3 separate regions of the Homo sapiens genome follow, and all the other regions are linked to region 2. The links are chromatin contacts, found by Hi-C or POLR2A ChIA-PET in ENCODE. All regions are on one chromosome and are shown on one strand. The core of a region is the stretch at or near the end of the contact, and the rest is flanking DNA. Distances in the headings are between cores, read along the strand shown. Region 1 holds the start of SHOX2 (SHOX homeobox 2). Region 2 holds the start of NMD3 (NMD3 ribosome export adaptor). Region 3 overlaps KCNAB1 (potassium voltage-gated channel subfamily A regulatory beta subunit 1).

What was found. Hi-C counts contacts between places; a loop is a spot of excess contacts on that map. ChIA-PET counts read pairs that join two places held with the same protein, here RNA polymerase II (POLR2A). Pooled maps may share reads with other maps.
Region 1: a loop to region 2 is called in a pooled map, with 6 times the contacts of the local background. The contact joins the promoter of SHOX2 here to the promoter of NMD3 in region 2. A Hi-C loop is called at or near these places in 1 of 168 maps with a recorded cell type or tissue (CD8-positive, alpha-beta T cell) and 9 of 50 pooled maps. POLR2A ChIA-PET finds 5 or more read pairs at or near these places in 1 of 52 experiments (AG04449).
Region 3: a pooled map shows a loop between it and region 2 (8-fold over the local background). The contact joins the enhancer-like site here to the promoter of NMD3 in region 2. A Hi-C loop is called at or near these places in 1 of 37 single-sample maps with no recorded cell type and 4 of 50 pooled maps. POLR2A ChIA-PET finds 5 or more read pairs at or near these places in 1 of 52 experiments (WTC11).

Annotation. Positions count from the first base shown.
Region 1 is chr3:158,104,835-158,108,208 of GRCh38, forward strand. SHOX2 (SHOX homeobox 2) reads right to left here and starts at 1,586. Exons shown (of 5, transcript NM_001163678.2): 1 at 845-1,586. The coding sequence starts at 1,190. RefSeq lists a silencer at 976-1,025 and an enhancer at 1,774-2,277.
Region 2 is chr3:161,219,909-161,223,203 of GRCh38, forward strand. NMD3 (NMD3 ribosome export adaptor) reads left to right here and starts at 1,403. Exons shown (of 16, transcript NM_015938.5): 1 at 1,403-1,501; 2 at 2,086-2,149. The coding sequence starts at 2,106. It also overlaps the pseudogene SRP14P5. RefSeq lists enhancers at 976-1,085, 1,145-1,646 and a silencer at 1,566-1,765.
Region 3 is chr3:156,482,322-156,485,890 of GRCh38, forward strand. All of the region lies in intron 8 of KCNAB1 (potassium voltage-gated channel subfamily A regulatory beta subunit 1), which reads left to right. Among named protein-coding and RNA genes, the nearest start is that of KCNAB1-AS1, 37 kb to the left of the region's middle. RefSeq lists enhancers at 741-1,940, 1,174-1,433, 1,464-1,553. Within about 2 kb of position 2,115, at least 16 of the 41 ENCODE cell types and tissues checked have a DNase peak (open chromatin) inside an H3K27ac peak, as active enhancers do.

The DNA of each region.
Region 1 (3,374 bases), core at 336-2,835, 3.1 Mb before region 2:
TTACTGCAGGCACCAAGTGCCAAATCAATTTTATTGTTGAACTCCTTTGAATTGGTATAGAACGCTCTGCCATTGAGATAAAGACGTTTCCTAACACTGAGCTAGCACCAAAGGATTTTTGCTCTAAGAGAACCGAGTACTGGGTGATTGAAAACACTAAAGGAATTGTGTAAATATAGATCCCCACCTCCCCCGCCGCCCCCCCCCCCCGCCCCCAACACACCAAGAAACCGAAACGCCTCGCCCGGGAGAAGCAGCGTAGCCTGGACCTCAGCTTTCGTTGGCTTCCTTCTACCTTGAAAGAGAATGGGAAGTTTTGGCCCCTAAGATCCAAAGATTCAGGGGCTCTGCGGAGTTCGAGGGGTCTTGGCGGCCCCAAACACCTAGGCGACCGGAGGGTTAAGCTTTCCACCTCTGCCCCTTCTCCCTCCCGGCAAACTCTGCGCTAGAGGCTAGCTTTAGTCCCGCCGTCTGGTTCAGCACCCCCTCCTGCAGCCCGGCCCCGCGAACTTCCACGTCCGCCTGCGGGCCATCCGGGCTGCGGGCCCATCCTCCCGCTGGTGAAAAATGCATTTCGGTGGAATGGGAACATCTGGGAAGGGCGCGCACAAACCCCACACGCTTCCCCCCACGCCACCCCCACAACACACTAGGACCCCACCCATGACCGAGCATACCACCGGACCCCCACCCTTCCACTATCACTCTAGCTGACAAAGCTGGGGTCCAGGGCCCTCTCCGTGTCCCTCTCCCCTCCCCGCTGGGCCTCGGAGTCCTCTCCCGCCCGAGAGGAGTCCGGAAGGCGGGAAGGGGAACCGCTGCCGGGGGTCAGTCAGGTCGTTACCCTCCGTCAGTCGCGGGCTGCCCGGCTCCCTGCTTCTCTCGGCGGCGCCCATGTCCAGCTCCCGGACGGGAGAGCGCCCTCCTCCAGCTCCTCCGCCTGCTCCTCCTCCTCCTACACCTCCTCCGCCTCCTCCGCCGCCGCCTCCGCCTCCTCCGCCGCCGCCTCCGCCGGCCGCCCGGACTGCCGGGCTGCTGCGGTCGTCGCGGCCCGCCTCGGTGCAGCCGGTCGGCTCCTTGGCCCCGCGCAGCGGCCCGCTCTCCAGCACCTCCCGGTACGTGATCGCCTCCTTCTTCTCCTTCACTTTCTGGTCAAAAGACTTGGAGACGAACGCCGTAAGTTCTTCCATCGCCGCCGCACGTCAGCCCGGCGCTCAACCTCTGCCAGCAGAGCCCCGCTCTTTTTTTCCTTCTTCTTTTTTTACTGCTCCAGCCCCCCCAATAATAACACATCAATGGGACAGGAGGTGGGGGAGGAGAGGGAGGAGGAGAAAGAAGAAGAAAAAGAGGAGAAGAAAGAAGAAAGAGGAGGAGAAGTAGAAGGAGAAAAAGAAGTAAGAAGAGGAGGAGGAGGAAGAAGAGGAAGAGGGGGAGAAGGGTGAAGAGGAGAGGGAGGAGGAGGAGGAGAAGAGAAGGGGCGGGGGCTGCCGGAGGGAAATGGGAACTGATGCTTCCCTGCCGGAGCGCGCTTGTTCAATGTTAAGATCTTTGACAATTCTTCCTGCGGAGAGTTCAGATCTGATAGCGACGCTGCGCTTGAAGTCCCACTATTTATACTTCCTAACGGCGGCCTCTTGTTTTGAGTAAATTACCTCCCCTCGCAACTCGGAGTGAGCCCCCTTCCCGGGTAGCAGTCGCGCCTCTACCGGGGGTTGGGGAGGGGAAAAGGAGAGAAACAGAGAGAGAGAGAGAGAGAGAGAGAGAGAGAGAGAGAGAGAGAGAGAGAAGAGGAGAGAGAGAGATTGGAGTTCGGGCGGGCTGGGGCTGGAGTGGTAGGGCAGCACAGGGGGACCGGAGGGGGCGGGGAGAGAAGGCCGGTCCCCGGCCGCTCAGGTTTTCAGATAGCCCCTGCCGCCTGTGCTCTTGGCCATTAATCCAGGATTGACAAGAATCCCTAATTAATTTAATTAGGCGTGGATTTTGCGTTGGTGTCACGACTTAGTTAAACACTGGGGAGCTGGATAGACCCCGCGGGGTGGGGCCAAGAGGAAACTGACAAGTGCGCAGCTCTTAGAGTCAGTCAGGTATCCCGACACTGCATCCTTCCCTACAGCCTTGCTTCGAGTCAGGGTGCCTCGCAATGCTCAGCTTCGCATTGCTTTTCCTCGTCCCTGCCCTGCATCAACCGCCCAGCAGTTTACAGGCCCCGCATCCCATTCCCGCATCCTGACCCCGCATCCCAATTCTGCATCCCCGCCTCTCCCTCACAATCCCACCCCTGCCGGCCGTAGCTCCACCGCCCAGCATCATCCTGCCCAGAGACAGGGTTGCCTGCACCTTCTCCGACCCGCGCAGCTTCTCTTAGGAGCTTCCCGGCTCGCAGGCAGGCTGAGTCCGGGTCTTCTCCAAGCTCCTCGCCCCTCGGTCCGTGTTATTCGCTCTATTATTCGTGTCCTGGAGCCCAGCTGACTCCTCTATGGACAGACCCCGCTAAAAGGGACCAGTCGATTTAACAAGTTTCCCCAGCAGCTGTTAGCTGACAGATCTCATTTTAAAGTGTTTCCTTAGCGCCCGGTCAAGGACAGCTCGACTTCGTTCGTTTCCTCTCTGAGGTCTCAGAACTCCCACCCTTCTCCCTTACTCTCTGCACTCGGACCCCTCTATGGTGAATTACAGGACTTCTTCTTTAGCATCTTGGGAAACATCCGAGTTTATTTACTAATTTGAAAAACAAGAGATTATCCCTCTTCGAGTCTGAAAAAAAAATCGACGTTAAGTTTGTACCCCCTCTAATTTCATTTATTACGGAGAGCTAAAAAAGAGACGCTCGCCAGGAGTAAAGGTCTCTCTGCCTACCCCCCCCACCACCCCGCTTACGATTTAAAATTCTATTTCTGGGCTATTTTCATCGGAACGGTTTGTTACGTTAGAGGAACATCTATATTCCTGAGTCATTTGTCTGTATTGTGCCGGACAGGGCTTGCTGTGAGAAGTGTGGCTATGCAAATACATACTCACAAAAGAATATTTACATATGATGTTATATTTAAGTGTGTAAACAAATATACCTCTAAGTGTGGCTTAGGGGACATTTTCAAGTACTCTGAATATTAATGCAGACTTTCTGGAAGTTAAAGGTAACTTGATCATTATTTTGGATCTAATACTCTTAGTAAAAATAAGAGGAATTACAGAACATTAATATGTATATCTTCCGTATATTGGTTAAGGCATCAAAACAAATTAGCAGATAATTTAAGAAGTTCCGTCAAAACAACCTGAAACACTTGCAAAAAGAGAACACAATTATAACTTAATATATTAGTGTTTCTCAAATAGATGTAGATAGAAGCTGGATATAACCTTATGTTATA
Region 2 (3,295 bases), core at 153-2,652:
GAAATCTGTGAATATATTACCTAACATGGCAAACGAACTTTACAGATGTGATTAAATTTCTTGAGATGGAGAGATTATTCTGGATTATTTGGTTGGGCCCAGTGAAATCACAAGTGTCCTTGTAAGAGGGGTGCGGGGGGGTGGGGGTGAGAAAAGGAGACTCTGACTGCAAAATGATGTGGGACCACAAGCCAAGGAATGTGGGCAGCGTGTAGAAGTTGGAAAGGGCCAGGGAATGGATTTTCTCCTGGAGCCTCCAGAGTCAGCCCTCACCATCTATTTAGACCTGTAGCTTCCAGAACTGGAAGAGAACAAATTTGTGTTTTCTAAGCCAACTAAATCAGTGATAATTTGTTAGAGCAGCACTAGGAAACTAATTCAGGCTTAATCTTTAGTGCCGAGTCCCGGGTAGAAGCAAAGGAAGACTATTTTCTGTGAGGACCTGCCAGTTGGTCTTCATGGCTTGCGAGTACGTGTGCTTGGGAGTAGGACAGGATATGTGGAGATCAGATCCTGAAAGGTCTTCTTTCCACACAAAGAAACTGGAAATAATGCTGAAGGTAATCAGAGGCCACTGAAGGATTAAAAGCAGGGGAGTGTGACAAAATCAGAACTGCATTTCAGAAGGATGAATTGAAGTCTACAAGTAGAGACAACAGACGAGAGGCTACTTAAGTATTCTGGGCAAGAAATGATGAGAGGCTGTCTCTGATCACCCTCTACAAAACGCCTTTGCTTATTCCTTGAAATTTGGGATGAGAGGATTTAGAAAAAAAAATGGTTGTACTCTTCAAATATTTGAAAGGCTGTCATGAGACAGATTAGACACGGTCTGTGCTGCTCCAAGTTTGAGGGATAAATCAGTCATAAGAAGATATTAAATGCACTATCCGGAAGCACATAATTAATAATTTGTCTAAAAATCGCATAGACTTCTTCACAGATAATTATGCTTTACATTTCATTCTTTCAACAAATAATCATTTGAGCAGTTAGCATGTGGCAGGCATCAGGCCTGTATATGACGGTGAACCAAACAGACAAAAGGCACTGCCCTGGATGGAGTTTCTTTGCATAAGGTACCGTTTACAGATAACTTTTATATAAAATAATCATTTAATCAAGAAGCAAGCTCACAGTCGGGATAGCTGAAAAGAGACTAATATACGGGCGAGGTTGGTTTGGAGTAAACCCTGGCCTGGGAAAATCGAGACGATAACTGAAAAGCAGTCACTGACGGCAAATGAGCCCCTGGGACTTCTCTCCGCGAGCTTTCCCAGCCACCAGGCCGCTCCCATCACCCTTCCGCCCGTCGGTGCCGCCCCTTTCCTCGTCCCCACCCCGTCCCTTTTAATACGTCACTCGGGCCGCGGGATTTCGAGCATTTCGCTCGCGAGATCTTCTCTGTGGCGGAGACAGCCAGGTTGGCAGCTGACGGGACAGCCGGGGTCTATTTTGTTGCGGGTTTTCAGCAAATCCAGGGCTGGTCTGGAGGCGCGAAGTAGGTTCCGGAGTCCGAGACCTGGGCTGTCGGCCGCGGGCCCCTGAGTAGCGGATGGGGCGGGCTCCCCGGCCTCGGGGCCGTGCTCAGTCTGCGTGAGCGCCGCGTGCCCGGAACCCGTGTGCGGTCGCGCCCCGGGGTTGGGGGTCGGCGTGGGTGGCCCTCGGGCGCCGGGACGCCGTCCGGAGACTCCTGTGGCGTGGGTCTGAGGCGCGGTGGTCCGGTGCGGTCCCTGGGCTGGTGGAGAGCGGGAGGGCCCGGGCGTCCACAATCCCGAGCTGACCTCGCCCTTGGTCGTCCAGGGTTGGAGCCCAGGTGAGATGGAGGTCAGCGGCAGAGCTGGGTGGCCCGAGGGTCTTGCAGCTGGGAAGCTCAGGAAATCCCATGGTCCTCATCTTAAAGTTCTTTTTAACGAACTTACCCAGTGGAGTTGGGTTTCCTTCTTTCCTGCTTTTTCGAAGTTCTGTGAATATATTAATTATTCAGAGAGACTGGAGGAAGACGTAAAAAGAGGAGACTAGGTAAAGTGATTTAAATCCCAACATTCTCTTTTTTTTTTTTTTTTTTTTTTTTTTTTTTAAAAGAACTTAAGGCATACAGAACGATGGAGTATATGGCAGAATCCACCGACCGCAGCCCTGGACACATGTGAGTGCGACACTTCTTCCTTCCCCCTTAAATGTGAAAATCTTCAGTGAGCCCGGGAAACTCACTATGGAGAACGCTTGAGGGTGGGTGGGAAAGAGCGTATATTGTCATAAATGGGAAAAAATAGAAGTCTTATTTCTGTAGAAAATCGAATTAGTTTCTGGTTATAAAGCTTGTTCTAGTAAATATAAGCTCTAAGAGGGTTAAAATATTTACCATACATCCTTTTAGATCGGCACTGTCCAATATGTAGCCATTAGCTACGTGTGGCTATTTAAATTTACTTTTTACTTACTTTTTTTTTTTGAGACGGAATCTCGCTCTGTTGCCCAGGCTGGAGTGCAGTAGTGTGATCTCGGCTCACTGCAACCTCCACCTCCCGGGTTCAAGCAATTCCCTGCCTCAGCCTCCCGAGTAGCTCGGATGACTTCCTGATTTTTATTGGAGATTATAATGTAGTAATTTTTAAATTTTGAACATCTTAAATCTTAGTTATCAATTTTTAATTTCTTGCATTTAAGTTCAAATTAACTTTTTTTTTTTTGCTGTTAAATAGGTTTAATGATACAGTGCTCTTCAAAGAGATTACTACAGAGACTTTTAAACGATAATCCTGGAATCGTTCAGCACAGACCAATTAGCTAAATCTAAAATAAATTGGCTTCTTACCACAACTACCCTGTAAACATTGTAGTCCTTCTGTCTAGAATGACCCTAATCTCACAGGAAAACAGTAACTATGGAGAAACTAGCTTTGTGGCCAAAAGTAAAAACCAAAGGAAAAATAGGAATTCAGTGGTTAGTGAAAGCAGGAAATTTGGCCCCCTTCCCTGTGATGCTTTACTCTTCCCTTGTCCATCAGTTAGCTCAGTGGGTTTGAATAAGCCATCTGAAAATGTCTTTGGAGCTCAGCATAGTGCTGATCTTCCTTGTTCTATCAGTAGCTTTTAACAGACACTTGTCTAAGGGCTCAAAGCCCTTCACAGAACCCTTTCTTGGAATGGGTTGTTTGACCATTATACTTCCCTCCGGACAACCAGCACTTCTGGAAGAGCCTGGTTAGCTCTGTCAGGAACTGCTTTCTTTCCAGGTGGTACCGCTGGCTCCACTCTGTCAACATAAACCCCAAGCAGTTTAAGTTGGAAG
Region 3 (3,569 bases), core at 865-3,364, 4.7 Mb before region 2:
TTACTATTTAAGCACTGTTTTGGGCACTTGGAGAAGCAGAAGTTAATAAACAAAAATCCTATCCTTAGAAAAATCACATTCTTGTTGGGGAGACAGACAAAAAGTTAGTAAGAAAGTTACATTAGATGGTGATAATAGAATGGAGAAACAAACTAATCATGGGAGGGGGCTAGGAAGTTATGGGGGTAGATTTTAGTTAGGATGACCTAATAGGAGGAAATGGTGGGCAGTGGGGAGGGGGTTTGGAAAATAGCTTGGACTCCTCCAAAATAGCAAAGGTATGGCATTAAGAGTCAGACCTCAATTCAAATCCTCTTTCTGTTACGAGCCAATTGATCTTAGGCAAGTTATTGAACTTCTCTTGTCCCTGGTTTTCTTATCTGTAGAACGTAGGTAATAATATCTGCTCTATAGGGTTATTGTGAGGATTATTTGAGATAATATACACAAAATGCTTAGGATGTTGCCTAGTAACTACTCGAAATTTAGAGCTACCATTTTTGTTATTATTACTGTTTGTATAGTACTGCTGTAATTTTTTTATGCAGGAAATTACCTTGATGCAATTGTAGTCTCCAGGTCTACTACCAGGTTATCCTAGAGGTCTCAAAGAAGAAGGCTAACACAACAAATTAAGATGCATGAGTCACATGGTTTATCAAATCAATTAAAACACATTATGAGAAGAAAGAGGGGAAGAGATAGGGACAGTTAAAATAATTACACTAGAATTCACGCAGGAGAAAGAACCCAGCTACTTAAATCTTGGGACACACAGTGCTCATGTGACCTGTTCTCTCTATCTACCACATTGACCTTCTCCGTGGTGTGATTATATAGGTCAAATCTGAGGTTTCAGCAAGGGGCTCAGCAAGGAAAAGATGCCCGGGTCAGTAGTATACTTGGAAAGACACAGGGACAAGCCCACCTGGCCATGACCTGTAGCTCATCATTTGGCCTGATGAACAGCTAAGGACTATTTGCATTCCTTGCACAGAGGATTTCTGTGGCTAGAATGGGGGTCACCAATGGGTGGCTGACTGAAGACTTAAGTTCTCATATTTTATGTATTTATATTTAGTATATTTCAAATGTTTGATGTCGTATGCATATGGATATGTTGTCAATATCACCTCTTTCCATTCCTCCCTCCTATCTGTGTTCAGCATGCACATTCTCTACTTTGTTGATGGCCACTATGACTCAGGGGTTACTAATCCACTTAGTTTTACCATGCTCATCATATAAATTCTGCCTATGTCTCACAAGCTACTTGCATCTCCACCCAGTTTCATTTATCCTCTTTCTTTGTTTCACTTTCTTTCTTGAGCAGAACTGAATAATCTTAAGTCATACAGCAAAGGCACATTACAGAGTTCACCACTCTCAGTTGTTGACATGTTGCCTCAGGTCCGGCAAATCTTCCAGGCCTGTTGAAAAATTTCCAGCATTAACAAGAGGCCCACAAAGTTCTGACTGTGGATCATTCTGATATGCATCTATAAGAACAGAGCCCCTGGTTAACAAATGATCTTTTCCAACTGGGTTCCATAGAAAGAACAAGAGCTTTAGAGAAATTACCTTTACTAGAACTACTGAGAAGTTAACAATTGCCAAGGCTGCAGAAAATATGTGAAGAGCTGGCTTTAAAGAAAACTATACTCCAGAAAAACAATTGTACTCATCTGGTGTTGTATTTTCCGCTTTCTTTGGAAATCAGTGATTCCCAACCTTATTCCATAAAGTCCTGGTTTGAAGGGAAGATTCTAAAGAAGGATATGCTTATATGCTATGCAGTTTACTTCCTCTATTTTCTCTCCTCCCTCCCCCACCTTTTTTTTCTTTCATGACATCTTTACTCAACAGCGAAGGCAGAAGAGATTCAATCTGTATCATTCAGTAAGTTAAAAAAGGAAAAACAAGGTGGGCCAAATGTTTGGGAGACTATTGTACCTTCTCACAACAAGTCTGTGGACTTCACCAAGCTCCAAAAGGATGCTTTTTTCTTCTTCTTCTTTTTCCCTTAAGTTGTTTTTAGTTAAGAAAAAAGAGAGAGAGAGAGGGAGAACAGAGAGTGCTTCTGCTCACCCCAGCTGTCAGGTGAAAAACAGAGCTGCTTAGTATTCTGGGGCTGTGGGTTTATGACTCATGTGCACTTCCTTCTGTGAGTTGTCATTTCTCTGAGAGATATTTGGAGTTGTGACAAAATTTAACTCCATATTCTGAGGGGATGTTGACTGGATCTCAGGAGAATTCATTTCTGTAAGTTCCTCGATCTGCTGCAGCAGATCTGCAGTGACATGCAGAGGACTTGGAGACTAACATGACTTAGCAGCAACACACTCTGAGGGTTTACTGGCATGCTGATTGAATGCAGTGAGCAGAGCCACCTGTGTCAGGGTAATCGAAAATTCTCAGACAGCCGGGGATAAACAAATACCCTCGAGTCTCTCTCTTACTTTCTGTACAAAAGGAAGTATTAATAATGAGAGTAAGTGGTTTTGTTAACCCCCCTCCTGAATATTTAATATGTGTCCTAAAAAAATATGAGGTCTGCAATCAGAAGGTGAGGGCGTTAGTCTTAGGTATATAAACTTGGCTGAGTTGCTCAGACCTTCAGCTTCTCAGTTTTTCATTTGTAAAATGGGAAGAATAAAAATATTCTAGCTATTTCCAAGATTGTTGTGAAGACAAAATGAGATAAGTGGAAACATGTTATAAATTGTAATTGTCCTGCACAAATATTTTGAGGTTGTTGTTGTTACATATGTTTACACTTTTAGGAATATATAAACCTTGGAAGATGTAATAATCAAAGTTTCAGCCAGACACCAAGAAACAATTGAAATGACATTTTAGAGTGAGATGCCAGTTCTCCATTTGTACTTTCAAATGAAGTGTGCAAGAGCTTGTTCCATAGCTCTTTCTTCCCCCAACTTTTTATTTTGAGAAATTAAAAACTTATAGAAATGGTGAAAGAATAAACACCCAATACTCTTCACCTACATTTACCAAATTGTGCCACATTTTGCCTTTGTTTTTCCCTCTCTTGTTCTTTGCCATTGTGACATTTCATTCATAAATATTTTCTCCAGTATCTCCTGAGAATAAGGCATTCTTCTATATGACCATAACACAATCATCATACTCAAGAATATTCAAGCCATATTCAAATTTTCTAAAATGTCCTTTATAGGATTTATTTGTTTTGCTTTTTTGGGGGGGGCATGAATCCTGCAGTACATTTAATTGTCATGACTGTTAAATTTTTTTATTTTATTCTATTTTAGATTCGGGGGTACATGTGCAGGTTTGTTACATGGGTATATTACATAATGCTGAGCTTTGGGCTTCTAGTGAACTGATCACCCAAATAGTGAACATTGTACCCAATAGGGAGTTTCTTAAGACTCACCACCCTGCCACCCTCCCCTCTTTTGGAGTCCCCATTGTCTAGTATTTCCATCTTCATGTCCTTGTGTAGCCCTTGTTTAGTTCCCCCTTACAAGTGAGAACATGACGTATTTGATTTTCTGATTCTATTTCACTTAGAATAATAGCCTCCAGCT